Linked DNA regions of Homo sapiens: regions 1 and 3 are each linked to region 2. A link is an interaction called in ENCODE POLR2A ChIA-PET data of the cell type or tissue named here. Cell type or tissue: OCI-LY7. All regions are shown on one strand. Links, peaks and the distances in the headings refer to the core of each region. The heading gives the core; the rest is flanking DNA.

Region 1 (11,252 bases), core at 1,982-9,981, 110 kb before region 2:
TCTTGTTTCTTCATCTTGTCTGTATAAGCAGAGAATATATTTTATTTTTCTTATCTACTTCTTCTGCATTTCATGTAGAGCCCAGCTGGTTGCTTTTACTCAATGCTAGAGCCCAGTTAGTACTTTTTAAAATTGAATGAACAATGAATTAAATACATTTGACTATAGAAGAGATGTAGCTGTTGTCACAAAGGTCTGGCTAAAGCCAAAGATGAATTCTAGTGATTGGCAGTGATCGCAAGACGTCACATAGAAGAACCCTGTTTCAAGACTGAGGAGGGATGAAGGCTGATAGGAAACACGACAGAGATCTTTCTGTGAAGTCAGCCCCCACAAATATGGCCTGGCTTTCCTTCTGAAATACAGTAGAAATAACTATACTGCCAGATTAAGTATGTTGAATTTTTACAGCATATTTTTATACATAATTCATCCTGGTAACCAAATTACTTAATCTTTCAAAAGTAACCTCTTTTCAGATATAGTAAAAAGTAAGTTGACCCTTCCATCACTGGATCTACCTCTACATTGTAACATTAAGTGCTGAATGCCTGATTTCAGGTCTGCAATATCCTGTCATACCAGAAGCAAGGAAACTATCAAAGTAGACTGTGGTCATGTCAAAAAGATTCCGAAACCTCTTCATGAGGCTCCTCTTGGCAAAAGACAGAGCAGTTTTACCAATAATCAGAGTGGTAATTGCCATAGATTAAAATATATCAAATATATTTAAAATCCATAAATTAATTTTTTAAAATACTTTAAAAACTCATTTGTCACCTTTCTGGGTTTTGTTTGTTTAAAATCCATAAATTAATTTTTTAAATTATACTTTAAGTTCTAGGGTACTTGTGCACAACTTGCAGGTTTGTTACATATGTATACATGTGCCACGCTGGTGTGCTGCACCCATTAACTCATCATTTACATTAGGTATATCTCCTAATGCTATCCCTCCCCCCCTCCCCCTACCCCACAACAGGCCCCGGTGTGTGATGTTCCCCTTCCTGTGTCCATGTGTTCTCATTGTTCAGTTCCCACCTATGAGTGAGAACATGCGGTGTTTGGTTTTCTGTACTTGCGATAGTTTGCTGAGAATGATGGTTTCCAGCTTCATCCATGTCCCTGCGAAGGACATGAACTCATCCTTTTTTATGGCTGCATAGTATTCCATGGTGTATATGTGCCACATTTTCTTAATCCAGTCTATCATTGGTGGACATTTGGCTTGGTTCCAAGTCTTTGCTATTGTGAATAGTGCCACAATAAACATACGTGTGCATGTGTCTTTATAGCAGCATGATTTATAGTCCTTTGGGTATATACCCAGTAATGGGATGGCTGGGTCAAATGGTATTTCTAGTTCTAGATCCCTGAGGAATTGCCACACTGACTTCCACAATGGTTGAACTAGTTTACAGTCCCACCAACAATGTAAAAGTGTTCCTATTTCTCCACATCCTCTCCAGCACCTGTTCTTTCCTGACTTTTTAATGATTGCCATTCTAACTAGTATGAGATGGTATCTCATTGTGGTTTTGATTTGCATTTGTCCATAAATTAATTTTAAAGATACTTTAAAAACTCATTTGTCACCTTTCTGGGTTTTGTTTGTTTGTTTGTTTTTGAGATGGAGTCTGGCTCTGTCATCCAGGCTGGAGTGCAGTGATGCAATCTTGGCTCACTGCAACCTCCACCTCCCAGGTTCAAGCGATTCTCCTACCTCAGCCTCCCAAGTAGCTGGGACTACATGCAGGTGCCACCATGCCCAGCTAAGTTTTGAATTTTTTTTAGTACAGTCAGGGTTTCACCATGTTGACTAGGCCAGTCTCAATCTTCTGACCTCAAGTAATCTGCCTACCTCAGCCTCCCAAAGTGCTAGGTTTACAGGCGTGAGCCACCATGCCCGACCATTTGTCACTTTTCTAAAGTGCTAAACATTAGGTAACCATTTTGAAAAACTTGTTAGTTTTTTCTTTCTAGAAATATTGTTGCTATTTAATAAAGGAAGAATAATAGTGGACTATCACTGACTCTGAAATATTATGATATTGACATAATTCTCCAATTTCAGTGTCCATGCCTCTTTCTTTCCTTTTTCTTTCTTTCTTTCTCTTCCTTCCTTCCTTCTCTCTCTCTCTCTTTCTTTCCTTCTTTTTCGACAGACTCTCACTCTATCACCCAGGCTGGAGTGCGGTGGCGTAATCTCAACGATCTCAGCTCACTGCAATCTCTGTGTGCTGGGTTCAAGTGATTCTCAGGCCTCAGCCTCCCGAGTACCTGGGACTACACGTGTGCACCATCATGACCAGCTAATTTTTGTATTTTTAGTAGAGATGGGGTTTCGCCATGTTGGCCAGGCTGGTCTCAAACTCCTGAGCTCAAGTGATCCACCCACCTCAGCCTCCCAAAGTACTGGGATTACAGGCCTGAGCCACCACACCTAGCATGTAACTTTGTTTCTATGTAGCTTTCCCATGTAACTCCCTCCTGCAGAGCTGCTAGGTGTCAAGGTGGTCAGTTAGGACAAGACTAACTTAAAGTAACAATTAAGCCTTATTCACTTACTGTGACAATGCAGGCAAGAGACAGAAGAGAAAGGGACCACCTCCCCAGTGTCCCAGTTTTCCCAGTGAACATCACCAGACTAGGGTCAGGTGGGTACAGCATAGACAGTAGGAATCATTTCACTGCTGAGGAACCCTGAAAAAAATGGAGTAAGGGACTGGAAGGAGGGAGAGAGGGAAGGGCTCAGAGTGCAAAAGTACTGAGTCAAAGTACAGAAAAAGGCCTCAGTCAAGACTCCCCATAAGGGGATCTTGGAAGATGCACAACGGAAGTGCCTTAGCTGAGGCCCCCCCAATAAAGAAACCTTTGAATGGAGACACCTAAGTTAGGAATGCAGAATGTGTAAGGACATGGCTGGTCTGCAGAGAGGGCCATGGGTCCTTGACTGTAATTTCCTCCAGAGACTGCAATGCACTGGCTGTGCACCAAGTGTGGTGTGAAGAGGGCAGCTTCCCCCCATGAGTCTTGCCAGGTAAAGCTTTCTAATTCCCCATCATCAGGTCTGGAAGATCATGCATAAGATTTTGGACTGGAAGCTGACTCCTCACCTTCCACTCGAGGCAAGATTACTTTGCTACCTCTTGACTTTGGATTTGGCCATACGACTTGCTTCGGCCCACAAGATGAGGTGAAGGTGATGGTAAATAAGTGAAATAAATATTTATTATTGTATGCTGCTGAGATTCTTTGATTCTTTTCTTATGCAGATATAGCTAATTAATACAATCTTCATTTTGCAACCCAAATTAATTGATGGATCAAGGCAATGATTGTCAATGGCTGCAAACATCATAGAACAAGAGACAATCTGATATGATGTGTCTCCTGATGGAAGTAAACACCACCACTGTGAAATAGCCTTGCCAAAGATCAAACGTGAAATGGACCAAGGCTCTAGATCCAACTACCAACTTACAGGAGACACAGGCGATAGGAGAAGGTGTTAACAATGCTAAAATCCAGGATGGGTGCAGTGCCTCACACCCGTCTGTAATCCCAGCATTTTGGGAGCCTGAGGAAGGCGGATCACTTGAGGACAGTATAGGAAAACCCTGTCTCTACTGAAAATACAAAAAATTAGCCGGGCGTGGTGGTGCATGCCTGTAGTCCCAGCTACATGGGAGGCTGAGGCAGGAGAATTGCTTGAACTTGGGAGGTGGAGGTTGTAGTGAGCCAAGATCATGCCACTCCACTCCAGCCTGGGTGACAGAGCAAGACTCTGCTTCAAACAACAACAACAAAACAATACTAAAATCCAGATTACGGAAAATTCTGAGGACAAATTATATAGTTTCTTAAATAATTTGAAACAAAAAAAGGAAGAGGAAACTATTAAAAGAGACTTAGGAAATATAAAAATCAGCGGGGCGTGGTGGCTCATGCCTGTAATCCCAGCACTTTTGGGAGGCCAAGGAAAGCGGATCACTTGAGGTCAGGAATTTGAGACCAGCCTGGCCAACATGGCAAAACCCTGTCTCTACTAAAAATACAAAACATAGCAGAGCACGGTGGTGCACACCTGTAGTCTCAGCTATTTGGGAGGCTGAGGCAGAAGAATTGCTTGAAACTGGGAGATAGAGATTGCAGTGAACCAAGATTACACCACTGCACTGCAGCCTGGGCAACAAAGTGTGACTCCATCTCAAAAAAATATATATATAAAAATCAATCACCATGTATGGACCTTGTTTAGATCCCACTTAAAACAAAATATTCAAGATAATTTTGAAACAAAAACAATTATTCGTAGCTAAGCATGATGGCTCACACCTGTAATCCCAGCTCTCTAGTGAGCTGAGGCATTAAGATCTCTTGAGCCCAGGAGTTTAAGACCAGCCTGGGCAATATAGTGAGACAGTTGTCTCTACAAAATAGTAATAATAATAAAATTATTCCAAAAGATTAGTTGTGATTTGAACAATGGATATTTGATATTTTAGGGAATTATTGCTAATTATTTTAGGAGTGCTAATGGTTCTGTGGTTGTTCCATTTTATCTGTTGCAGCGTAACAGTGGCTTAAAGCAACGACCATTTTATTACATCTTACAACTTTGCGAGCCAGGAATTTTGAATAGGGTTCAGCTGGATGGTTTTTCTGCTTCATCATGGTACTCACTTGGCAGATGGGCAGATCTAAAAGGTCTAAGATGATTTGACTTACATGTCTGGTGCCTTGGAAAGGAAGACTGGAAGGCTAACCTCAACTGAGACTTTATACTAGAGCACTGACCTGTGATCTCATCAGCGTTTCAGGGTTTTCAGATTTCTTATATGGAAGCTTAGAGTTCTCAAAGGATGTATCCCAAGAGGTCCAGATGGCAGCTTCAAAGCTTCTTAAGACTTAACTTCAGAAGTGCTTAAATAATACTTCTGCCACATTCTACTGATCAAGCAAGTCTCTATGACCAGCTGAGATTGAAGATGAGGGGAATTAGACTTCCCCTCTCAAGAGGAGAAGTAAAAAACATGTAAGACCATCTATAATCTACCACCATGCTTATATTTTTAAAAGATTCTTTTATCTTTTAGAGGTGTATACTAACTAAAGTATTTATAGAAGAAAAATATGTGGTCTGAGATTTCCTTTAAAATATTTGGGGTAGTAAGGGGATGGAGTATAGATGAAAAAGGATTAGCCAAGAATTTAACATAGTTGGAGCTGGATGATAGGTATATGCGGAGTTCATTATATTATTCTACTTTTATGTATGCTTGAAATTTTTCATTAAAAGAGATTTCAGAGCTGGACACGGTGGCTCACACCTGTAATCCCAGCGCTTTGGGAAGCCAAGGTGGGCGGATCACAAGGTCAGGAGGTAGATACCATCCTGGCCAACATGGTGAAACCCCGTCTCTACTAAAGTAAAAAAAAAAAAAAAAAAAATTAGCTGGGCATGGTGGCACATGCCTGGAGTCACAGCTACTCAGGAGGCTGAGACAGGAGAATTGCTTGAACCCAGGAGGTGGAGGTTGCAGTGAGCCGAGATCATGCCACTGCACTCCCACCTGGTGACAAAGCAAAACTCCGTCTAAAACAAAAACAACAACAACAACAAAGAAATTTCAAAAAAAATAAAGAGTTTTTCCCCCAAAAGCTATGTAATGTGAAAGACAAGGCCACCAGAAACACCTCTGATGCCATGAATTTGGTATATATCTTTACTGTTATTGAACATTTAGAGAGCCTGAATAAATTACTACTATGGTAGTAAGAATTTGAGGGAGAAAGTTTCATTTCCTTAAATTACTAGTATGCAATTATATATATGGTTTGAATTTACAGATGCTTTGTATTTGATATATTGTTAGTAATTTTAGAGTTCCATAAAATGCTTTCAGTACCTAATACAACACAAGCCTCAACTGGGTGCTGGTTATGTGGCTTAAAAAGTTTACTTTTAAATAGTTGCATTGCTCACATCCTTCCAGGAAAAGAGTCAGCTATTTTTCAGTTAAAAATTAACATGCTTTAATAACCACATTTTTCCTTAAGGCATGATACCATGACTGAATTTTTTTCCACTCTGGTAGACTTGCCACTTACGGTATCTCTAATCCAGGCACAACTCAAATGAATAACTAAATGAAAACAAGAATTGCATGACATCTGAATGCGTAAAAGGCATGCAGCACTTTCAGTTTCCCTAAACTCTGGGTAACCACTTATTTTCATGTTCACTGTGTCTATTGTTGAACAATGTGCCACTCTAGATAATCTGATTCTTGCTGATCTCTCTTTATGCATAAAAATAGACAGGCCAGGCCACTAACACTTACATTACTAACTATGTGACCAAATGCCCATAACTACCACATTGGTATTGTTGTACCTTATGGAGGATTTCAAATCCACACAGTCTCTGGATTTGATGCCAACACTTTATGTTACACTGTAGTGAAAGGAAATCCTAAACAGTAGGTGGGGAGGTTCCAGCCCCGTTTAACAAACATATGGTGATTTAGAGGAAAAACTGCTTGGGGAGAAGACAAATGAAGTGACATTGGTGCCATGTTTAAGTGTAGCAACTCCCGTTCCCATCTCAACACTATGAAAGCCCTATCTGGAAGCATCTCCTTCCCACGATCCTTCCACAGGATGCTAAAGTAGGAAAACTAGAGAATGTATTAGATGAATTAGCCATGTGACCTGGAGGAAGACATTTACTCTTTCTATGCCTCAGTTTTTTTGTTGTTTTGTCTTGTGTTTTTGAGACGGAGTCTTCGTCTGTCACCCAGGCTGGAGTGCAGTGGCACAATCTCGGCTCACTGCAACCTCCGCCTACTGGCTTCAAGCGATTCTCCTGCCTCAGCCTCCCGAATAGCTGGGACTACAGGCGCATGCCACCATGCTCTGCTAATTTTTGTATTTTTAGTAGAGATGGGGTTTCACCATATTGGTCAGGCTGGTCTTGTACTCCTGACCTCAGGCGATCCACTGGCCTCGGCCTCCCAAAGTGCTGGGATTACAGGTGTGAGCCACTGTGCCCAGTCTATGCCTCAGTTTTATCATCTATATAATAAAGGCTACAATCTCTGTTTCACCTATCACACAGCACTGTTAGGACCATCAACTTGTATAATGTTCTCTGAAACAATTTTGAAAACCTTGTAGCTCTCTATAAGTTATTATTAGAATTAGTATTCAATATATATAAACATTTTTCTACTAAAAGAAATCTACAGCTATTTTACCCCTCCCAAAAAAACTTCTTCCTTTCCAGTCCCTCTGGTATTCTCCACCATTTTCCTTTAGACAATTAAATGCTATCACTTTTAAGATTAAAAGAAATAAAAAGGCCGGGCACGGTGGCTCACACCTGTAATCCCAGCACTGAGGTCTGGAGTGGATCACCTGAGGTCTGGAGTTCAAGACCAGCCTGGCCAACATGGTGAAACCCCGTCTCTACTAAAAACACAAAAATTAGCTGGGCATGGTGATGCACGCCTGTAATCCCAGCTACTTGGGAGGCTGAGGCAGGAGAATCGCTTGAACTCAGGTGGCGGAGGTTGCCGTGAGCCAAGAACATGCTATTGCACTCCAGCCTGGGTGACAGCAAAACTCCTGTCTCAAAAAAAAAAAAAAAAAATTCTGCTACTTTTGCTACCATTCAAAAAAGTCATAAGTACATTTTTTTTTTTTTTTTTTCTGAGACGGAATCTCGCTCTGTCACCCAGGCTGGAGTGCAGTGGCACAATCTCGGCTCACTGCAACTTCTGCCTCCTGGGTTCAAGCAGTTCTCCTGCCTCAGCCTCCCTATTAGCTGGGACTACAGGCGTGTGCCATCACGACCAGCTAATTTTTTGTATGTAAGTACATATTGATTAGATTCTTTAAAAAAATTTTTTAAATAGTTGTTGTGCATAGTAATATCACAGGATATATCCAGTGCTTCTACATCATCTTTCCCACAACCGGGAGCTACTATTTATTAATAATATTCACAAATATCATAAAAATGCATTTATTAATTCAACACCTTAATTTTGTGTAGGACTCTGTGCCTGTTTCTATTTATCTTCACTTGTTTTGTGTCATGTGACCAGAGCTGAAACCATTTCCAGACCAAAGACAACTAGTTATAGGTTGAGCTGGCCTTGCCCAGAAGATCAACCCAACTGGAACATTCTGTATCAGAGGTCAACTCAGAGATTCAGATACATTTTCTCTTCAGAAGATACAAATGCAAAAGAAAGAATAATTGGGCTGGGCATCGTGGCTCACACCTGTAATCCCAGCACTTTGGGAGGCCGAGGCTGGTGGATCACCTGAGGTCAGGAGTCCAAGACCAGCCTGGCCAACATGGTGAAACCCCATCTCTACTAAAAATACAAAAAATTAGCTGGGTGTGGTGGTGCGCACTTGTAATCCCAGCAACTCGGGAGGCTGAGGCAGGAGAATCGCTTGAACCCGGGGTGCAGAGGTTGCGGTGAGCTGAGATCGGGCTGTTACACTCCAGCCTGGTGACAGAATGAAAGTCCATGGAAGAAAGAAAGGAAGGAAGGAAGGAAGGAAGGAAGGAAGGAAGGAAGGAAGGAAGGAAGGAAGGAAGAAAGGAAGGAAGGAAGGGAAAGAAGGAAGGAAGGAAGGAAGGAAGGAAGGAAGGAAAGAAAGAAAGAAAAAGAAAGAAAGAAAGAAAGAAAGAAAGAAAGAAAGAAAAGAAAAGAAAGAGAAAGAAAGAAAGAGAGAGAAAGAAAGAAAGAAGGAAGGAAGGAAAGAAAGAGAGAGAGAGAAAGAAAGAAGGAAGGAAGGAAGGAAAGAAAGAAAGAGAAAGAGAGAAAGAAAGAAAGAAAGAGAAAGAAAGAAAGAAAGAGGGAGGGAGGGGAAAACAGTTGAAATGGAGGTCGAGGAGAGGAAGACATGTACAGAGAGAAAAGCTACATTGCAATTACGGTGAGGTCATGAGAATAAGAGTAGTATGTCTGCTTCTGAGGTGGCCACAAGCTTACTGGGCAACACAATTACTGTGCAACCCTCAATGATGTTCGATTTTACATGCAGTCAGTATGCAGAGCTGCAGAGAGGTTTCCTCGCCAATTTTGTAAACTTATAAGAAATGCCTCCTATCTGACATGTCTGTGCCGTAGAATATAGTGGATGCTGTTGTGAGATGTAAGATTACAGTGGATGCTGTTGTGGGATGTAAGATTCATCTCTCCCCTCACCTGGTACCATCTTTTCAGAAATACATCACTCATTTTCCTAGCTGCTGGGAGTATTGAAGGCTGACAGCTCTCAGCTGAATCACCAAAGCTGCCTCACTCAAGGTCACTGCCCTGGAGGCAGCCCTTATCTAAACATGGGAGGTGGGAGGATGAGAGGAATGAAAGCCCAGCATGCTTGCCTCTGCTGGGGACAACTTTATAGGTCCACAGTGCCTCCAGGGATCAGTTGAGTCCTTTATTGTCACTACACAGCAATTCATCATTTCCCTCTGCTTATTCCTGTGTCCTTCACTCCCCCTCATATACTGATGCCCAAAATACCCACCATGCATCAGCCCCTATAGACTCCCTACATGCAAATCTCAGATTCCCAATGTCTGATTTTCAGGGAACACAGCCTGCAGCCCAGATTAACACACACTGGTCCTTACGCCAAATAAGACAAGCAGTCCAGCTGTTTCTGTCACCCTCCCACCAATATCTCTGAGAGCTCCTGCCAGGCTTGAATTAACAACCATCACGCTCCTCTTCCCAAACACAACTCAGTCATCAGCACTGGAAAGTACAGCCAGCTCAGCCTCAATAAGGTTCAACTCTAGAGCCACGGAAGGTATTTCCTGGATCATGCAATGATGCAGAAAAGCAGCCACTGCCTTCTCAGCTGCCTTTTCCAGGGTCCATTTGAGGCTCCATTACCACTGGCTAGTTAGAGATTGTGAATGTACAGCTGCACAGGGCACAGCAATTAATGTTTCGGGTGTGGATGCCACAGACCTGAAATGCTCTTCTGACATGGGTGTGGCCACCAAATAAGAAATCTTGGTGGGAATGGCTTTACTTGAGCCAGAGGTCTGCATTTTGTTTCTGGTTGTCATCTTTAGGGAGATGTCTGCAGCACTTGCAGCTGGAAGCCCAAACTGGAGAGACTCTGCTGCCACAAATAAGAATGGCAGACTGGCCATCTGACTGTGACCATGCAGATGAGCAGGAGGGAGATTCTTGTGGGATTCCAGCTAAATTCAAAATTTCAGTGCCAATGTGATGTGTTTAAAGGTAAGCCAGGAACTTTATCTCAGCCCCAAGCAGCAGACATTAACAGTGATGGTGTTAAGGAAAAGACATTGGCTATGTGTTATGAATGAGTATCAGTGCACAAAACGAGTTATTAAAAAAAACTACACGTCTTTACGAGTGCAATGGCGCGATCTCGGCTCACCACAACCTCCACCTTCCGGGTTCAAGCAATTCTCCTGTCGCAGCCTCCCAAGTAGCTGGGATTACAGGCATGCACCACCATGCCTGGCTAATTTTGTATTTTTAGTAGAGACGGGGTTTCTCCATGTTGGTCAGGCTGGTCTCGAACTCCTGAACTCATGATCCTCCCACCTCGGCCTCCCAAAGTGCTGGGATTACAGGTGTGAGCCACTGTGCCTGGCCAATATTTTCAAGACTGTTTTATGATCTACTTGGCAGACTACTTAACTTGCACTTAACATGAAAGGAGAAAAAACATAAAGCCATTCATACTTCTGCAAGTTGACCTTAAATATATCGTCAAGCCATAAATTGACTTCTAGAAGAGGACAAAGGGAAACACGCCTATAAAAATCTTAGGACAGCCTGTATGATTGTCCAATTGTGAAGATTAAAGCAACTCCATCTTGGACGCTAATCTGCTATGTTGACTTCTGATTGACCCCTGTTCCAGGAATGCCTCTAAGATTTCTCCTTTATCTACTGTTACTATAAATCCTGCCCTTTGTTCAAAACGACCTTTACCATACATCCTGCGTTTAGGTAGATTCACATTGCCTTGTTGCCTTTCCCTGAGGGGTCAGCTTTAACTGTCCTACACATTCCTTCCCTATGGTATATACCCTGAGTCTGGGTGGAAATGGCCTGGGAATCCGCCATCTCTTCTGTGGCTGCCTAGGACATAGCTTCTGTTCATAACTCCCTGTTAAGTGTTTTTTTCTGAGGGAGTGGATTTGTCAGCCTCATTCTTCAGACTCTCAGCTT
Region 2 (11,252 bases), core at 1,968-9,967:
GTTGTTGAGTTCAAGCTCTATCACTTAATAGCTATATGACTTTATACACTTCAACCTCTGCAGGTCTTATTTCTTCCCATCTGTAATTTGGAGATGATAGTGTATACCTTATAGGTTTTTTTTGTTTGTTTTTGAGACTGGGTCTCTGTTGCCCAAACTGGAGTTCAATGGCAAGATCATGGCTCACTGCATCCTCAAACTCCTATGTTCAAGCTGTCTTCCTGCCTCAGTCCCCCGAGTAGCTGGGACTACAGGCACATGCCACCATGTGTGGCTACTTTTAAAAATTTTTTGTAGAGATGGGGTCTCACTGTGTTGCCTCAGGCTGGTCTCAAACTTCTAGCACAAGTAATCCTCTTGCCCTGACCTCTTAAAGTGTTGAGATTACAGGAGTGAGCCACCATGCCCAGTTTTGTTTTGTTTTGTTCTGTTTTTTGATAATGTGTGAAAATGGTTCAGCACAGTGCCTGGCACACAGTAAGGGCACAATATATTTTAAATATAATAATTGGTTGGCTTTCTTTTTTTTTTGAGTTTCAGTTCTTAAAGAAAGGAATACAGTGTGTTATGCTTATTTTCTTATCTCCTGCAGGCCTTGGCCTGCCTACCACACACAGTTCTCTGCACAGTCAAAATGTTTTTGCTGATTTGAGAGATTGAAGGAGGTATAGCTAGGACTTGGCAGTTGATTCCAGTGGATTGTAAATAGGCATCAATGAATAGTTCAAGATTGTAAGCCTGAGTGATTGGGACAATAAGGGAGTTAGTTTTAAGAAACTGAGTAAAATTGGAATTTGTTGTTGAATTTGGAATGATGATTTATAATTGGAAACATTCTAGAGGAAATTAAAAATACAGGACCTTTGGGAATGAAGGTGGATATTTGGGAATCATAATTTGTTAACTGAAGCTAATAAGATGAGAGCATTCAGAGAGAAAAGAACGGAAAGATTGAATATCAGTTTCCCTTCTTTAAAAAAATTGTGGATATGTGATCTAGCTTCTTGAGCATCACAGTGACTGATTGGCTCGTGGTAATTGATCGCTATGCTGACAATCTTATCTCCACCTATGTCATTCAATTTTCTAAGAGGCAAAATCCTTAATCAGGAGGAGAGTTTAGCTCTAGCTAAATTTCCCTTGTCCAGCATGCTCCTGCTCCCCCAACTTGTGGAAACAGCTAAAGGATTGGACTAGGAGCAGAAGTTTGGAATGGTTAAAATGTAGCAACATGTGTTTCCTGAAACAAAATTCCACTATAATAAAAAAAGCATTTGAATGCTCCCTTGTAATTCTGTTGGAGCTTGTTGCCTTTTTTATGACACAACCATAATCAGTGATAGACAGTAGCATAAAGAAGCAAGAGCAAAGCAATTAAGTAATAATAGCACTACAAAAATGTGTGCTGTAGCTTACCAAACACGACATTTATGAATTATTAGATAGGAGATAAGGTGATGTTATTGGATTGTTTTAAATTTAGTTCTTTGAAATAGGATAGTGACTAATATTAGTTTGTGTGCTGATTTTATAACTTTATATGGGCCTTTATATCAGGAAACAACGTAACCTACATAATTGACTAATACCAGAGCAAAAAAAAGAAAAAAAATTCTAGTTTTTTTAAAGGACGATTTTGCAGAATTTTAATAATAATTTTGTTTCAGAATTTTCAAAATTCTTTCCAAACTGTCGATTTAAACTCAAGCCATTCTTACATACTCCTTGGAACCAGGAAAGGAATAGCTTGAATTTGTGTGGCCAGATGTTATTTTTTTTTTTTTTTTTTTTTTTTTTGAGGCAGAGTGTTGCTCTGTCACCCAGGCTAGAGTGCAGTGGCGTGATCTTGGCTTGCTGAAACCTCCGTCTCCAGGGTTCAAGCTATTCTTCTGCCTCAGCCTCCCGAGTAGCTGGAATTATAGGCACCCGCCACGATGCCTGGCTAATTTTTGTGTTTTTAGTAGAGACCGGGTTTCACCATATTGGCCAGGCTGATATTGAACTCCTGAACTCAAGTGATCCACCCGTCTCGGCCAGATGTATTCTTTCAGCTTTCCTTCTGCTCCCCAACCCTAATACATACCTGAGAAGAATATTCATCTGTTCGGATACTCAACATGCCATGTTTTCCTCCTGCCGAAGGACATTACCTAAACGTTTTATTTTTAAACATTTTGTCCTTGCTTTAAGACTTTGTGTCATTTGTGAAAATGCAATGCTCTTGGGAAGGGTTTCTGTGCTTTTCAGTATTTAGTGTAAAGGAGAGGTTACAATGAGGAGGATAAAAGTCCTAGAGAGAGAATTAGGGTGCAGAAGACCTTGTAGTTTAGGGTTGGCTTAATCTACTGTAAACATGTAAACCATGTTTTTAGTATTAGTGTATGACAGGACACAAGTGTTTGCCTAGTTATAGAGATTATTTTAGTTAAATCTAGTGTGCTTCTGCTATAAGCATTTTTAAAATTCAGTTACTCAAGGGTACAAATATAGCATTTAATGTGTATTTGTGAAACTTGCTTTAGTAAATTAAGGGAAATGCCTAATGACTCACACAGAATTATAGAGCTGAAAAGGGATTTTGAGAGATAATTTAATCCAGTCTTCATTTACAAATGAAACAGAGGCTCAGAGTTGAGAAATGTCTTTTGGGAGTGTTCCTAATTATTAATTGATAGTATTGTTGAGTTCTCTTAAATTTTCTTGTGAGTTCACATTTATGAGTTAATAGTTGAAATTAAGTAATTGGAATAACATAATGTATTTTATTTATAGTTAAAGTAGTTTTAGTTGAAGCCTACATCAGAATTCTTCAGTGTTTCGTTGTAATGCAGAGGCATACTGTATGGCACACATGAGAAACTAATTTTATGTTTCCCAATAATAATGTTTTAAACCAAGTTTAGAGATATTTTAAAAGTTGTGCTCTGTAGGTGCCAGGACAGATGACTTTCATAAAATGAATGCTCTCTTTAAAAAAATTTTTCTTTATGGTTTCAGAGATTTATATCTTTGGATTTTAATTATTAAAGATGTATTAAATGGGATGTGTACCAATCAGCCATTTCAAGGCCCTTTGCACGTTTTGTTTTGGATGTTATTACCTTTTCAGAAGCCCTGTGAGGTAGTTACTGTTATAAATAATCCCATTTCAAAGATAAGTAGTAGATTTAGAATTTTAGTCCTGGGGTAGTCTCATTCCAGAGCTCACTGCTCTACTGTTCCCTAATTGAGATACATCCAAGGAGAGTGGTCAAATTATTAGTCCAGTTTTTAAGAGTGTCCATTTTATACATACTTAAACCCAAAGCTACTAATTTTTAGTACAAATATGAAACATATAGGGAGGTCTTAGTGACCAGTTCACTGATTTGATTAACCTATAACACATTAAAGTGAAATATGGATTTGCTTACTGCTTATTTGAGTATTGCAAGGACTGATAATTGCTGATAAATTCAGGGCAGCTCAAGGAAATGATGCTAATTACATATATCTTCAAAAGGAAGGCATACATATTTCTGAAGCTGCAATTTGAAAATGAATAATCTCCACTGATGCATTACTTACTGTAATTATTTTACTCACTATGTATTATGTGCTCATTAATGACTGCACAAAACACATATGAAAGTAAAAAAATAGAAGAACTTAAAGTAATCAAGTATTTATTTCAGTCTCAGTTCTGTGCTGAACACTATGGTATATACAAGAAAACTAAGGCATGATTTTATACTTGAGGTTTACAGTTTAGTTTCAAAGATGAAACTAATATGTGTGAAATAATTATGGATGGCTTACTAGCATTTAATTGTTTGGGCAGATTAATAAGGGCTGTAGTATTTGGAGGATGATTTATGAAGAAGCTGAACTTGATCAGATCCTTGGAAAAGCATAAATAGGATGTGATAGATATATGGGAAGAAGGACTTCAAATCTAGGATGTGAGCTAAATTGAAAGCTCCATAGTGGCAGGGATTATTTCTTTTTTGTGCATTCTCTATTCAAGTGATAGCGTCCTGCATGATATTTAATAATGCCCAGCAAATATTTTACTGATAAAGGGAAGTCATGAAGGAGTTTCAAAGTATTTGGGGGATGGGTCAGTTAGGAAATTGCCCTGCCTGGAATTCAGATATTTCTGTTGGGAGCTGTGGGACAGCAAGTAGTTTATTTACTCATCTTGCCTTATTTCAGAAGGATTTTAAATGGGGCAGAATGGTTTGCGATTTATTTGATAGACAGTAGTGGATTGTGTAGATCATTAAGCAAAAGAGTGATAAAAGGTAAATTTATGCACTATTAGTCTGGGTCTAGTATTTTACTTTATACAGCTTTATTGAGTTATAATTCACATACTGTAAAGTTTACTCTTTTAAAGTGTGTAATTGAGTAGTTTTTAGTATAGTCACAAGGTTGTGCAACTATTTCCAGTCAATTTCATTTTTTTTTAATGCCTGGATGCCACTTATTGGAATCCAATCAATTTTAGAACATTTTCATGACCCCAAAAAACCCTACACCCAGTAGCAGTCACTCTCCGTTACCTCTACCCTCAACCCTTAGCAAACACTAATTTACTTTCTGTCTTTATGGATTTGCCTATTTTGGCCATTTCATGTAAATGGAATCATACAATTTGTGGCTTTTTGTGACTGATTTCTTTCATGGGGCAAGTGCTGACTGCTGTAGTCGTTGTCTTCAGTGGTGATGGACGTATAGCAAAGGGACTGGGAAAACGTTGAGAATCTTTGAAAGCAAAATTAAAGGAATGGGTAGAGGGATAAAGGAAGGCCTATGGATAAAGGAAAATCATCTTGGGAAGGAAATGTTTACCAAATACTTAGTGAGTTTTATTCACTGTTAGGTCCTTTAATCCTTATGACAACCTCATGAATTTAGTTTTATTCCCGATGCATTAGGGATAGTCTATGATCACAGGATCACAGGCTAGTAAATGGTGGAACAAGCATTCAGTCATGTCTTCTTTATTTCAAGGTTCATGTTCTCCCCACTAGTGAAAAGGAGTTAAGATTTTAAGGTTTAGGCTTGAAGGGACCAGGAGAATGTTTCTGTTGACACACAGAGTAGGCGTCCAGGTTCTTCACTCAACAGTCCATCAGTATTTTTGTGTCAGGTTAAACATTGACTTGCATGTCATGAGAAAAATGTTGGAGGGAATTGGAAAAGTTTTTTAAACCATTGCTGTTTATCTTTATAGCTAATATTGTCTTACTCTACTTGACAAATTTCCCTGTGAATCAGCCACTGCATTCTTGTTTTAAAAGTTTCTGGCTGGGCACGGTGGCTCATGCCTGTAATCCCAGCACTTTGGGAGGCCGAGGCCGCAGATCACCTGAGGTCGGGAGTTTGAGACCAGCCTGACCAACACGGAGAAACCCCATCTCTACTAAAAACACAAAATTAGCTGGGCGTGGTGGCGTGTGCCTGTAATCCCAGCTACTTGGGAGGCTGAGGCAGGAGAATTGCTTGAATCCAGCTACTCGGGAGGCTGAGTCAGGAGAATCGCTTGAACCTGGGAGGCAGAGGTTGTGGTGGGCCAAGATCGCGCTGTCGCACTTCAGCCTGGGCAATAAGAGCGAAACTCTGTTTCAGCAACAACAAAGTTTCTAACACCAAATTACCTTTTTGGGCTTTGGTATTGTATGACGAAAACTGGGTAAGCTGAGAATTAAGATATTATGGGAGTAGGCATTGGGATCAATTAGTAAACTCTGTTTTCATTTGGGATTTATTTGGTAATCATATCTTACATAAAATTATATAAGATGTACTTTATTTTTATGATATGGTAAGAGTATAAGCAAGTCATTCATATTAAGATAGAATTATTTGAACTTTAGTGGTTGTCAGTGTTAAGGTTTTGGAAAGAGTTGTGCTAGATCATTAAAGTCTCTTCTATCCTTAAGCTCTGGGGTCTTATATTTATTTTGTTATATCATTTCATTTGTTGAACTATTGAAAGTTAAAACTTGTTCCGTATGTAGAGGCACAGGCAGAGTAGATTTAGCATCATTCTTAAGGGCCCTATAATTTTCAGAATTGTAATGGAACATTGGCTTCAAAGTCACCACTATATTAGCCCCTAGCAAGAGAGTGTAATTGTACATGTTTTAATGTACAAGCATTTGCAATTTGTAAAATTAAAAATAATATCCAAGGCAAAGGATGTTAATGCTTTTACAATGCAGGCATAAGTTGTTTTACTACTGAAAAAGATTCTATTAATGGATTTCTTTTAGGTAGGTACAATCAATAATATAACAGATACCTGCATTTGTTAGAATTATGACCCGTGAACATTTAATTATACTTACTTTATCTTTCTTGTTTTAAGGAACAAAAGAGCATTATTGATGACTGTCCCCAAATCCACTTCCCCTTTCCTCAGAGGCAGTTACTGTTGTGACAGACTCGCCTTTTTTTTGGTATAAAACTCATCTTTCTTTTGCTGTTGATTTCTGCCAGTCCAGCCTCCTCTCTCACCTAGCCTTCTTATATTTCTACTATTATTCTTCTAGTCACCAAGGCTTTGATAGCTTCAAAAGTGCTTTTGAATTCTTTTCTCTATATTCCTTTCTCTAAGCAAGTTGTTTTTCTTTTTTTTTTTATGTAAAATGATGTATTATATATTTTATACAAGCAAATTGAGTACAGCTAAACCTCAGCTACAGGATTTTAGAGTACAATAGCAAGTTGTTTTTTAAGTCCCTTACCATCTCCCTTTCGCAGCCAAAATCAGCATTGTAGATTTTTTTCATTACTGCCATAGTAAGAGCTTTTCTATATATTTAACTTGTTTCTCTAGATCACAAAGAGACATTTTTGGTTTAGTTTTTTTTTTTCTTTTTGGAGACAGAGTCTCGCTCTGTCACTCAGGCTGGAGTGCAGTGACGTGATCTTGGCTCCCTGCAACCTCTTTCTCCCGGGTTCAAGTGATTCTCCTGCCTCAGCCTCCTGAGTAGCTGAAATTACAGGTGCCCGTCACCACGCCTGGCTAGTTTTTGTATTTTTAGTAGAGATGGGGTTTCGCCGTGTTGGCCAGGGTGGCCTCAAACTCCTGACCTCAGGTGATCGCCCGCCTGGGCCTCCCAAAGTGCTGGGATTACAGGGATGAGCCACTGCTTCTGGCCACAACATGGTGTTTTGATATAAGTAAACCTTGTGTCATGAGTCTTACAATCAAGCTAATTAATGTATTTGTTACCTGACATAGTTACCTTTTTTGTGTGATGACACTTAAGATCGCCTTTAGGCAAATTTCAACTGTAAAATACTGTATGTTATTAACTGTGGTTACTATGCTATAGCTTAGATCACTAGTACTTATTCATCTTATAACTGGAAACTTGTATACATTGATCAACAGCTCTCCAATTCCTCCATTTCCCAATACCTGGCAACTGCCGTGCTACTTATTTATCAGGTTCTATTTTAGATCCCCATATATGAGTACATTGTTTTCCTTATCTTTGATTTTCAGTGGTTTGTGCCTAAGTGTGGTTTTCTTTATATTTATTCTGCTTGGGTGTTCTTGAGCCTCTTAAATCTCTAAATTTCTGTCTTTCACTAAATTGGGAAAATTTTTAGCTACTATTCCTTTTTATTTGTTTGTTTCTGAGACTGAGTCTTGCTCTGTTGCCCAGGCTGGAGTGCAGTGGCGCAGCCTTGGCCCACTGCAACCTCTGTCTCCCAGGTTCAGCAATTCTTGTGCCTCAGCTTCCTGAGTAGCTGGGATTACAGGCTTACACCACCATGCTCTGCTAATTGTCTTTTTTTTTTTTTTTTTGAGACGGAGTCTCGCTCCGTTGCTGGGCTAGAGTGCAGTAGCGCGATCTCGGCTCACTGAAACCTCTGCCTCCTGGGTTAAAGCAATTCTCCTGCCTCAGCCTCCCATAATTTATTTTTAGTAGAGATGGAGTCTCGCCGTGTGGGCCATGCTGGTCTTGAACTCCTGGCCTCAAGTGATCTACCCACTTCGGCCTCCCTAAGTGCTGGGATTACAGGCGTGAGCCACCCCGTCTGGCCTGTCACTATTTCTTTTTAAAAATATTTTTACTACACTCTCTTCTCCTTCTGGGACCTAAGTGTGTCACTTTTTTTTTTTTTGAGACAGAGTCTTACTCTGTTGCCAAGGCTGGAGTGCAGTGGTTTGATCTCAGCTCACTGCAAGTTCTGCCTCCTGGGTTCATGCCATTCTCCCGCCTCAGCCTCCTGAGTAGCTGGGACCACAGGTGCCTGGCACTGCGCCCGGCTAATTTTATTATTGTGTTTTTAGTAGAGACGGGGTTTCTCCTTGTTAGCCAGGATGGTCTCGATCTCCTGACCTCGTGATCCGCCCACCTCGGCCTCCCAGAGTGCTGGGATTACAGGTGTGAGCCACTGCACCTGGCCACGTGTATCACCTTTTTGATATTGTCCTTGATGAGTCCCTGAAGCTCTTTCCTTTTTCCTTGTTTTCTTTCCCCCCAATTTCAGAATGAATAATTTCTACTGCTTGGCCTTTATTTTCATTTATCTGGTGATATTTCCTTTATTATCAATTACAGGTCTATGTTAATACTCATTGTTGATTGGAAGTCTTTATCTTATAATTCCAGCATTTGGGTCATGTTAGAATTGCCTTCTGTTGAGTGTCTTCTCCCAGGAGAATGGGTTATGTTTTCCTGGTTCTTCCTATGTGAAGTAATTTTGGTTTGTATGAATATAACACTCTTGTTTATTCGTTCTCTTGTTAAACATTTGTTTTTCTTCCAGTTTTGGGTCTTTATGAACTATTCTGTTGTGAACATACATGTACACAATTGTGTGGACAACTGTTTTTATTTTTCTTGTTTCTAGTAGATTCTAACTAGAGGTAGAATTCCTGGGTCAGATGGTAAGTGATAGTTAAATTGTTTTCGTAAGTGGCTGCATCATTTTGCATTCTAACTAGTAATGTTTTTTATTTTGTTGTTGTTGTTATACAACCCTCCCTCCAACTAGTAATGTTTGAAAGCACCTCAGTGCACTTTTAATTTGCATTTTAAAAATCCCATGGAGTTGAGTCTCTTTTCATTTAATAACCATTTCTGTTGTTCTGGGAATGGTTAGTGTCTTTTTGCCTTTCCTTCTTTTGTTTCCTCCCTTCCTGTCCTTCCCTCCCTTGTCATTAACATCTAGGTACCCTTTATATGTTAAAGAGATTATATCTGTCTAGATAATTTGTGTAGATAATTTTTCTCTGTTACTCATTTTTCTTTTGGCTACTTTGGGTGTGTTTTTGTAAAGAAGTTTTTAATTTTTACATAGTTGAAATAACCTTTTATAGTGTATGGGTTTTAAGTTATAGTTAGAAAGTCTCCTGCACTCCAGGGTTATAAACTATATCACATTTTCTTTTAAACTTTATATTTGATACATTTAGATTTATCCTGCTTTAACATGTGCGGTAGGTATCCAGTATTATTTTCTTGGTGGTAACTGCTGAGGCTGGCAGGTCACGAGGTCAGGAGTTCAAGGCCAGCCTGGCCAACATGGTGAAACCCTGTCTCTACTAAAAATACAAAAATTAGCTGGGCATGGTGGTGGATGCCTGTAGTCTTAGCTACTTGGGAGGCTGAGGCAGGAGAATCGCTTGAACCCAGGAGGCAGAGGTTGCAGTGAGCCGAGATGGCGCCACGGGACTCCAGCCTAGGCGACAGAACAAGACTCCGTCTCAAAAAAAAAAAAAAATTTTTTTTTTGTGGTATAATACTCATAAAGTTTACTGTTTAACTATTTCTAAGTGTGCAGTTTAGTGGCATAAAGTACATTCACATTATTGTCTAACCATCACCATCCTCCATGATCCATAACTTTTTTATCTTCCCAAACTGAAACTCTGCGCATTAAGCAGTAACTTCCCGTTCTCTCCTCACATGCGAAGTCCCAGGCAAATACCATTCCACTTTCTGTCTTTATGAATTTGACTTTTCTAGGTACCTTCTATAAGTGGAATTGTACAATAGTTGTCCTTTTGTGATTGGTTTATTTTACTTATAATGTATTCAAGGTTCATCCATGTTGTAAGCATGTATCATGTGTTTCCTTTTTGAGGCTGAATAATATTCCATTGGAAGTATATATCATATTTTGTTTATCCATTCACATGTTGATGGATGCTTGGGTTGCTTCCACCTTTTAGCTATTGCAGATATTGCTGCTATGAACATGCATGTATAAGTACCTGTTCAAGTTCCTGCTTTCAGTTCTTTTGGGTATATACCCAGAAGTGGAATTGTTGGGTCGTGTAATTACTGTATTTAATTTTTGGAGGAACTATTTTATAGTTTTCCACAGCATTGCACCATTTTAAACTCTCACCAGCATTGCACAAGGGTTTCAGTTTCTTTACATCTTCCCCAACATTTGTTATTTTCTTGATAATAGCCATCCTAATGGGTGTAATGGGGTATTTCATTCTGGTTTTGATTTGCATTTTCTTTATTATTAGTAAGGTTGAACATCTTTTCTTGTGTTTATTGGCCATTTGTATATTTTCTTTGGAGAAATGTCATTACAGGTTGATTGCTGATTTTTCAGTTGGGCTTTTTTTGATTGTTGTGTTGTTCTTTATTCTGGATATTAATCCCTTACAGATAGTGATTTGCAAATATTTTCTCCCATTCTGTGGATTGCCTTTCCACTGTTGATAGTGTCCTTTGATACACAAGTTTTTAATTTTGATGAAGTTTTTCTCTTTTTTTCTTTTGTTACTTGTGCTTTTGGTGTCATAGCCAAGAGATCATAGCCAAATTTAGTATCATGAAGCTTTTCACCTTATGTTTTTTTTCTAAGAGTTCTATAGTTTTAGCTCTTGTGTTTAGGTCTGTGATCAACTTTGAGTTAACTTTTGTGTATGGTGTAAGGTAAAGGTACAACTTCATTCTTTTGCATGTGGATATCCAGTTTTCCAGCACCATTTGTTCAAAAGACTGTCCTTTCTTCATCTTAGTAGTTATGGCATCCTTGTTAAAAATCATTTAATTATATATGTGAGAGTTTATTTCTGGGCTCCTGATTCTGTTAGTTCTTATGCCAGTACCATACTGTTTTGGTCACTATAGCTTTGTAGTAACTTTTAAAATGAGGAAGTGTGAGATCTCCAACTTTGTTCTTTTTCAGGATTATTTTGGCTATTCAGGATCCTTTGAGATCCATATGAATGTTAGGATGGATTTTTCTATTTCTGCAAAAATGTTATTAGGATTTTG
Region 3 (9,478 bases), core at 1-8,000, 59 kb after region 2:
TTCCATTTTTCAAAATTTCAGAATCCTCGCAGCAGGTGTGTGAGACAAGGATTGGGGACAGGAGTTAATTGCTCTTTTGGAGTTCCGATAAAGATTTATAGCTGATTTTAAGTCATGGCTGCTAGAATTTCTAAGCTTTCATGCCATGAATGGACTAATAATAAACATTTTAGACTTAACATCTATTTTAAAGCATCACTCTTAAAGTTTATTTCAATATACCTTCAAGATGGTAGATTTTTGACCCTTATAAAAATACATATTTTTTGTTTTCAGCCTGAGTTCTACCAAGTATGCCACACCAAAAAGGATTATGAAGAAATTGGACCTAGCATTTGTCGTCACAATCCAGTGTTTGGAGTCATGTCGTAAAATTGGCTTCATAGTTATTGGGGTTAGGGAGGTGGGGAAGAGATAATCTTTCTGATTACCTGTTTTGTCTGGATGGCTGGTTTTGAGGTTTTAAACCTGACTTGAAATAGTAACACCAAACATGATTATACAGGAATATTTTAATAAGTGTATCACCATGCAGATGTAGAAGAGAGCGAAAGTGATTGTGTTTTTCTTTAGATTGAATATTTGAATCTTATGTGTAACAAAAAGAAGTGGGTTTTAGTTCTTTCTGTGCCCTGATATTTTGTATATTAATGAATTATCCAAGATTCGATGGGATTTATCAGTGTGTAGATAGCTCTATAATGCTTGAATTGTACACTTCTAAGTGTGCAGTGCAAGAGCTTGTTTATATTTCATACTTTTTATACTTTGAGGAAAAAAAGTCAAAGAAAAATTGTATTTGAGGGAAAAAACCATGACCAAGTAAAGGATAAATTCAAAAAATAGCCTCATGAGACTTGGCATACACACTCGTGGGATTCCAGTTATTATGGAGTGCTTCCATCCCTCTCCACCCCTTCCCCCCAAAAGGTTTTCTTTGCAAGTGCTTTTGGAACTAAGAGCTAGTATCTTGGATTAACTGATGCCTGCTAGTGCTTTCTGATTACTCGCATTCTGTTTCTTGCTTTAAAAGAAGAGTAAAGACAAGAGTGTTGGACCAGTATTGCAGTTCTGTAGTGTCATTTCTTATAAAAAACAAAACAACAACAATAATTTATCAAAATTGGCATATTTAAAGCCTAACATTCTAATAAAGGCACAAATTTCTTTTTAATACTTGTTTCAGCCTCTTTAATCTCTTTATAAGTTAACTAATAAATCTATTTTCTTCAGACTTCTGCAATAGTTCTTTAAAATCACAACAGTTAGCAAGCTGACTTTTGTAATGTGCTCAATACAAATACTTGTGAACTTTTAATATGTTGAGTGCTTTCATTTTGATAACTGGATCTCCATTTGATATTTTCATTTGTATAACTCATTTGCAGTCTGAAAATTTTTTTTAGTGCCAGTCCCTGAACATATCATTGAAAGTTAATTTTCTTTGCATTTTAAAATATCTGGATTATGAAGAAAAAGTGATGAAAATAAATTAAAACTGAATTACCTTTTCTAATGTTTTTTTTTTTTAAGTAATGTAATTCTATTTTGTTTTTATGTATGTGATATCTGTTTCTGTTGAGATTTGGGAGTTATTGAAATCTCTGTAATGTGTATGGTAGAAAATTTCTTGTGACCTTAAAATTTTACCAGTTATTTATAGAAAGAGAAAATGGGAAATGTTTTATAGGCTTTTTACTAGCAGTATCAGTGAACACTTGAACTCCATTATTCATGAAAATAACACGTTAGGATTGGAATACGTCTATTCAAAAGTGAAAGAATATAAAGTGTTTAGTTTTTTGTTTTTACTCTAAAGATAGAATTGGGGAGTAAACTTCAGTTTTTGTTTAGAGTGGATCTGAATATTTAAAATCCTATAATAATTTTTGTGAATCTTCATTCTTTGAGTATGGGATTGTAAAAGACAAACTATATCCTACAGTAGTATCATCATCAGTATCAAAGGTCTCCTTTTTTTACTTGGAAAAGTAATTCACAAACATTATAAAAATACTATTCAAACAGTACCAAAGAGTAGATTAGCAAAAGTAAGTTTTTTTCCCTAGCCTGTCTCATTTTTCCATCATTACACAGACTACTTGGAATGTCTTAGATGTCCTTGTATTGTAATTTTCTGTGTAGGTAGAAATAAATGTAGCTTTCTTATTTTACACAAATAGGAACTTACTGTATATACTGTTCTGCACTTTGCTTTTATTAAAGATCTTTTGATAAAGAACTATATTGATAAGCAGTAAAGATGTCATGCTCCTGGCCCAATAAAATATTGTTAGCATTGTCATAAATATGTCTTTTCCACCGGCGATGGTTGGGTAGTTAAGTGAATAAGCTAGAAAGACATGTTTATAAAGCTATTTGATGACAATCTCAGGCATATTTATACAGAGATGTTCTTAACTGTTTGCTACAAAAACATGAAGATCAAAAACTTTCTTGAAGCTTACGCTTAACTTATTTGGGGAAACAAAACTCCAGCCCTTCTTGTGTATGTTCTGATATCCCTTTGCTCTACTTTTAGAGGAGTGAACCCTAATAGGATGGTAGCAGCATTCTTGTTTCTTTATATCTCTCCTCTGTGATTGTATACCGTTTTTTCAACTTAAAGCAACTTCAGCTGGAAATATGTAGAGGTTGGCCAAGGTGAACTAAATAGTCTGTAACATTGATTAGATATCAAGCAACGTGAGCATGGTAGCAAAAGCACTAACTGAAGCCAGTGATTTAATTTTTAATTCTGATTCTGATAATTGATGATATAGCTCCTCGAACTTTGTTTTTTGTTAAAACTTGGAAAATATATTTGTATTATTTTGGACAAATTATTTGAACTCTCTGGACCTTGATTCAATTTATATATAAGGTAAAGGCATTATACTGGATTATCCTGCAATTTCTTTGAGTTGTTAGAATATAATGTAGCTTATTAATAGCAATATTAGCAGTGTAGTAGATTCTGACTGCAAAACCTAGCCTTTTCTATTGATTCATTAGTGGTAGTAAAGGTATTATCTGATTTATCCTTTTTAATAGGCAGTGCTTTGATCAAGTGGGAAATAGTAATGGACAAATAAAATCAATGATCATTATCTAACTTGATGCCTGCTTTTCAAAAAGTGAGCAAATTTCACATCTTCACCCTTAGACATTAATTCATGGCACCTACTATAAGTACTCATCCTCTTCTTACCTATCTTCTTTTCTATAGGAGATAAAGTGGTTATTCAGACCCCCCAATACAATTTTTTGGTTTGTTTTCACAGCTACTTAAAAGATTAAAATAACTATTCTTGCAGATATTTCTAGGAATATTTTTAGAAATAATATGAAATACAGGGATAATAGGCCAATTATGATCTTTATTTTTAATTTCTACAGAAAAGTACTAGAGAATATATCTATAGAAACTTCTTTCAGATAACCCTAAAGATGATACTAGAATGTTTATAAAATTATTGAGAAGATTATTTGTGTTATAAAGCTTATTTGTACCATAGTAAAGGATGTTTTTGTTCCTCTTCATTCTGGGCTAATCTGTCAATACTGAAGTCCAGTCTTTTCCCCCTTTTCTTACCAGCTCAACCTTGATTCCTGTGACCCATTCTTTCTGATCTTTCGTAGTTCATAGTCACCAGGCATGAGTACCTTGGATAGCCCTCTGAAGTCTGTTACCACCCAGATTTCCAACTCGGGTTAATTGGTACTAATTCTATTAGCTGGTATAAATAATCCAAAATCTGTGCAGACTCTGGGAGCAAAATGTTCTACTCAGTTTGGAATACTGTGCCTTAAAATATATTTCATTGTAACAGCACCTTGTATATATAGTTGGCCAAGGACAGAGTTGTTACAAGTTACGTGGAACTTTCATAGCAAATCTTGACAGTAAATACCTTGTTCTTGTATTAGGTCTATATCCTGAATTGACCTTTAGCAAGAATCTTTAGATCTGCTGGAGGGCTGGGATGGCTTTTGGACTTCAGTGAAAAAGAATTTCTGCTACTCATTGTTGATAACGCTTCAGTACTGTATAAATGTTTATCCTTTTCCACGTAATTTGTTTTCTATGATATGAGAACTTTTATTATAATTTGCCTCAGTCTTGATAGAATCTTAACAAAAATAAAATCTGTGGTCGTCTGAGGTATTCTCCATGCTATAACCCAGTTTAGCTGATGCATTTGGAGCTTGGGTGCTGAAATTAAATATAACCTATTTGAGTTAAGGATTTATTACTAGTGCTCCAGTGGTCACAGGAACAATAAAAAAGGAACAACGATAGAAATACGTGATCTAGGAAAGAAGGCAACTGAAAAACCTGAAAGAAAAAAAATGAAAGATTAAAAGTATACGATATTCTATTTTGATTTAGCAATTACTTGTTTTCTAGTGTTCTGTCAATTTTTGGTGACTTTTATAATTACATTAAAACTAAGATGCTGAATTAAAATAAAGTTTCTCTTTTATTCAAGCACCAACATTCACTTATATTACCTATATATTGCATCAAGTTTTGAGCCTTCAATCCCAGAAGCATTGATTGACTGTCTACTGTGGTTCAAGTACTGTGCATAAAGATGAATAAATATTCTGTCCTTGGCTTAGTCTAATAGTAAAGGCACTCTTAGAGGAGGGACAAATATTTTGCCTAGATAAGATTTGAGAGATAGTAAGTGCGGAATTTCTCTTCATAAAAATGGTAGTGTTAGTTGTTTAGAGGGAGAAGTCCAGCTATGTAAGGTGAAAGTGGGGCTTATAAAAGTGGATCTATTGTTTAAAAATTAGTACTTTGCTCCTAAAATTTTTACCTAAGTGTTACATCCAACAACAGATGAAAGTAATTCGACAGTAGCATCTGCTTTATTCATTTCATATTTCCAGTGCCTGACATATTGCTTGGCATATAGTAGTTTAGTGGATGTGTTTGATGAATGAATGAGTAAAAATTATTTTTCATGTTAAAATAAAACTTTGAATTACATGAGTATACAACTTTTGTTCCTTCAAAATACCCATATTTGTCAAATATGACCGAATTACGACTTTTTTTCTGTTCCACTAGTTTCTACCTTAGAAGTGACATTCTGCGTAAGGTAGTGGGGGATTACTAAGTGATCATGACTTTTCTGAAGCAGGTCTTAAATAATTATCTAAGCCTTCAGTCATTTCAAAATCTCTGTAGTGTAAATGATCACAGGCTCTAAATCAGATTGTTGTACAAGGTAATTGACATGTCCTGAAATGTAACATTCAACATTAACAGTAGAAACAGGCCTCATTTCTCCCTCTGGCTTTTATTGATCAATTTTGATATTGTCCAGATCCCATGTTAAACCACTTGATTTAGAGATGACTTAATTCTAAACTTCCTCCATTTTTAATTAATAAGATTCAAGGTTGCAGTAAATTGTTAATCTTATTTGGAATTATATTAGAAAGTCGATATCGGAATTGGAACCACACATCTTTTTCTTATTGTGGGTACATGGGATCTTTCCCAAATAAATTCCTGAGCAACAAGAAAATCTGAGACTTGTTTTAAATGCTAAAATGATTAGTTGGAATAATGTATACATTCATGAGATGACTAAAGCACTAGTGGGGTAGTTTCTACTGCAGTAGACTGATTTTTCTTAGCCCAAACCTTGAAAGATGAATGTTTTAGTAGATGGAGAGTAGGTGGGGATGATATTTTAGATATGGCAGAAGCAACTTGAGTTACAGCAATTGGGGAGGGGATTAGAATATTGTGATTAGGAGAAGTGAGGAGAAGAGTGGGAGAGAAGACTGAAGGATATCTGACACCTTCAAACACACCCTCAAACACAAACATTGGCTAAAAAAGTTGATGCAGTTCAGGGTGAAATCACACACATGATTGACATAAATAACATTGTGGAAAAGTGACTTTGCAAAGACCACACAGGTAGTTGCAGAATAGAACTTACTGGTTATAATTTTTTTGATATTTTACTGAATAGCATATGGTTTATTAAATTTTTTTCAAAATTAATTTGGCAACATTTCTTAGCTTCTCTGACTCATTCTATTGGGAAAGCTGATAGCAAGATTCCTGTGCTAGACTACTAGAGGGAGGTATCAGATGACCAAGTCATGTCTGATACTATAGTTACCAGATAGTTACCAGGCTAATGTGCTGAACTAAGGAAGGAGCCTAAAACTCAGCAGTCTTTTTGAGATTGGATTGGACTTTATGAATAGGCAATGAGCTCTTAAAAACGACATTCCATATACAGAAAAACTATGGGGATTTCAGACTGCCTAATTTAGCTTCTCCACGGGGCATACTTGAGGTCGTTCACATTTTGGCTATGTATCTCCACATTGGTGCTAAGTTTGTGTACCTCGTTTCTGATTTCACTAATGCTGAAAGTTCAACTTGCCAGTGACCTAAGTGGATCTTTTATGAATTAGAAAGTACCTCACTTGGCTTTTGAAGACTGGTAAAACATTTTTAGGCTACAAATAAAAGGGAAGTTTGTAATGATGTTATAAAATACAATGCTTGGCATGTGGCAGATGCTTAAACATTTGTTGAATAAAGTTATCTTCCTTTTAAGATGGTCCATTGAAAAAATGGAGCAGCCGTTATATGTCTATATATGTTTTAATGACCTCAAGCTCAGAGATCTGCTAGTGATCTCACCTTTAGATAACATCTGAGTTGAATGTCTGTGGAGTCCCCTGCCACTGGTATATCTCAAAAGAAATAGCATTATTTGGTCTGGGCAGTACTGTCTTTGTCTATTTATCTATCTTCACCTCTATAAAGTGGGAGGTTGCAACTCTGTGGGCAGTATTCCTCAGGGCACTAGAACAATGAATGAAATGGTGTTACGTATTTTCCCCTCAAGGAGAAATGACTTCTTAAACCCCAAGTGGAAGATTTTTCATTCCGTCATTAGTATTCTAGTATTCTTTTTGAAATTGAAGTAGCAACATGCCTTTGACCTGTTTCACAAAGTTGACAAACGACTTTTTGAGACATTTAGCCAAGAGATGGAAGGAGTGGCAGATGTGGCTTCTGAGCTTACTCCTTCCGTCCACCCACTAGATGTCTCTCTTTTCTGCCCTTATCTGTAAGTGAATATATTTAAATAAGGCTTGCTATTAAAATCAAATTGAATCTGGACTATGGAAATAATGCATTTCATTTTCTTATTTAAAGCATGCCATTTTCAGTAATATACCCATGACTTGAGTAAAACCAAAGATGTTCTTTAGGGTATGACAGTAATTTGCAGTGGGATTTATTTATCAGCAGTATTGATTTGGAACATTCTATATGCTAAGCACTCTTCAAGATGCTGGGGGTAGTGGTGAATGAAATACGTGATTTTTGCATTCTGGAACTTTAAAAGTATATTCAAGCTACAGCAAAGTAACGTTAAAATTTCAAAATCAGAAATAAGATTGTTTACATTCTTGCATTAATGAAATCCAGGAGAGGTAAAGGATTGAGTAACATTCTAAGATTTATTTTTTTTTGCCCTTGAAATTCTCTTTTTACAGTACTTGCTAGTGTTCTCTACATTTTTTTAAGGTTAGACTTTGTACAGTTTCTCCAGTTGAAAAGATGCGAAGTTAATTGCATAATTACTGAAACGTAAGACATGTTCATCCCTTAATATTACATTACACATACATGATAACTGGCTTTAATTCATCGTGCAGATTTGAGGCACTCATAAACTGGCCCTACATTTGTCCATTGAAAATATATGTACTATAAATGAAGGTTTCTTCCCTGGAAGAGAAAGTTCAGAAACTGTTTCCATATTTGCAACATGTGATCTAGAACTACATAAGTGGTACGTTTTTCATGTTTCAATCTGAATCCTAAGTGATGGCATGGATTGGTTTAACCAGTTGCTCTGTATTATTTTAGCATAGAACTGACCATTGGCATCCCGCTCCCAAGATAATTTTCCTAAGGTGAGCTTTACCATGGAAGAAGATTGTGATTTTGATTTTATATCCCAAAATATATTTACTCAAAGTATGCTTTCCTCTGTATCCTAATAATTTAAGTTGGCTATTTTCCACAGAAAATTTCAATAACTTAAAAATGCTCAAAGTTATAAAATTACCTTAAGAACGAACTCAAAATGTATGGTGTTCTGAGGTCCAGGCGTTATGTGCTCGGGGTCCCTTACATCCTTGGCTAGATCATTACCCTTTCCAAAGTAGCTGGCCTCCTTGGGCTTATTATAAACTTACAAATGAGCAACTATAGAAGGAAGTAAAGTTCCTTAAGAAAGTGGATGCGGGCCATTTTAGCTTAAGTAGTAAGCAAACGAGCTGAAGCTACACTTATCAAGAAAGCAAACAGCTTTCTTCCATGTGCTGCCAAATTCTTTTAGAGTATCCTTATAAAACCTGCAAAATGGACTCAAAATTTATAGCTTAAAGCTAACACTTATAAAGAAGATCCGCATCCCAGGTTGTGAGTTTTGGGGATAGCACTTCAGAATGAGATAAAAGCTGCTTGAGGTTAGATACATATGAAGGCTTGTAAATATTTTGAAAAATGGAATTAATATGTGTTCTGGCAGCACAAAAGTCTTTTAGGTAGCCTTGAGTTATTTTAGAGTGAGGGAGCTTTCCCTTCACATCTCATTGTGCCAAGTAGGACTCCTGCTCTAAGATGTCTTACACACCTGGCTCTAAGCAGCAGCTGTAGTAATGCATATGTGATGTCGCTGCTGACCTCAAGAGGGGGCTCCACACATTGAGTAAAAACAAAGCAATCTTACATGGAGAGGCCTTCCTGACACTTGTCATCACTGCTGCCTTTGAATGTGTACCTTAGTGTCATCTCTGAGATAAGGGCCAGTTCTAATACATGTGGCTGATCAACAGGACATGGTTGAATACTTGGTAAGGACTTCTCTTTAGGAATGGTTTTCATGTATTAATCTAGTTTTAATTAATCTAAACATTGATGAACTTGATTATATTTTGGTGCAGAGCTGAACTGCTTTATCAGATGGGAAGTTTTGTCTCATGTTCACTAAATCCAAGTAAGTTTACCCTAGAATTATTAAAAACAGAGAGAAGTTCTAGTTTCATGTCTTTCACGCTTCTGAACAACAACTTTTTGTGCTATCTGTTCTCTGATTTACACCCACCAGACTAATTTACAAACAACTCCTTGCAGTGTATTAACGTTTCATGATGAGATGAAGTGGAAAGTGTTCTATGACACAAAAGCCCTTTACTCAAGGGGTACCGCAGGGTTGAGAAAAGCTTTCCACTCCAAATGGTGTCATTATGTTCTCTATAATGGGTGCGATTGTTTAATAATGACATATTTGAGCTGAGATGATTGAACATACATTATTTGAGTAATAAAAACTCAATAGGCTATGCCTTTTTAAGCAGTTAATGTATGCCTAGGGTAAGATAAGACAGAAAAGCCTCGTTGTCATCCTCC

Evidence for each region. Peaks named below come from ENCODE experiments on the same cell type or tissue, not always from the same donor. Only the 100,000 strongest peaks of a DNase experiment are listed, where the experiment ranks them.
Region 1: POLR2A ChIA-PET joins it to region 2 with 6 read pairs; 2 of 35 experiments call an interaction of 5 or more read pairs at or near these places.
Region 3: POLR2A ChIA-PET joins it to region 2 with 5 read pairs; 7 of 35 experiments call an interaction of 5 or more read pairs at or near these places.

What each region holds. Positions count from the first base shown.
Region 1 is chr2:113,785,938-113,797,189 of GRCh38, forward strand. No RefSeq gene overlaps it. Among named protein-coding and RNA genes, the nearest start is that of SLC35F5, 35 kb to the left of the region's middle. In OCI-LY7, for the core only: no CTCF peak of the experiment used is centred there; a DNase peak (open chromatin) is centred at 6,214; H3K4me3 peaks cover 1,151 bases.
Region 2 is chr2:113,895,748-113,906,999 of GRCh38, forward strand. All of the region lies in intron 1 of ACTR3 (actin related protein 3), which reads left to right. Among named protein-coding and RNA genes, the nearest start is that of ACTR3-AS1, 10 kb to the left of the region's middle. RefSeq lists a silencer at 6,371-6,460. In OCI-LY7, for the core only: no CTCF peak of the experiment used is centred there; DNase peaks (open chromatin) are centred at 6,414 and 7,754; H3K4me3 peaks cover 3,753 bases; H3K27ac peaks cover 3,046 bases.
Region 3 is chr2:113,957,084-113,966,561 of GRCh38, forward strand. ACTR3 (actin related protein 3) reads left to right here. Exons shown (of 12, transcript NM_005721.5): 12 at 277-5,513. The coding sequence ends at 372. Among named protein-coding and RNA genes, the nearest start is that of LINC01191, 18 kb to the right of the region's middle. In OCI-LY7, for the core only: CTCF peaks have their summits at 7,078 (motif pointing right) and 7,277; no DNase peak of the experiment used is centred there.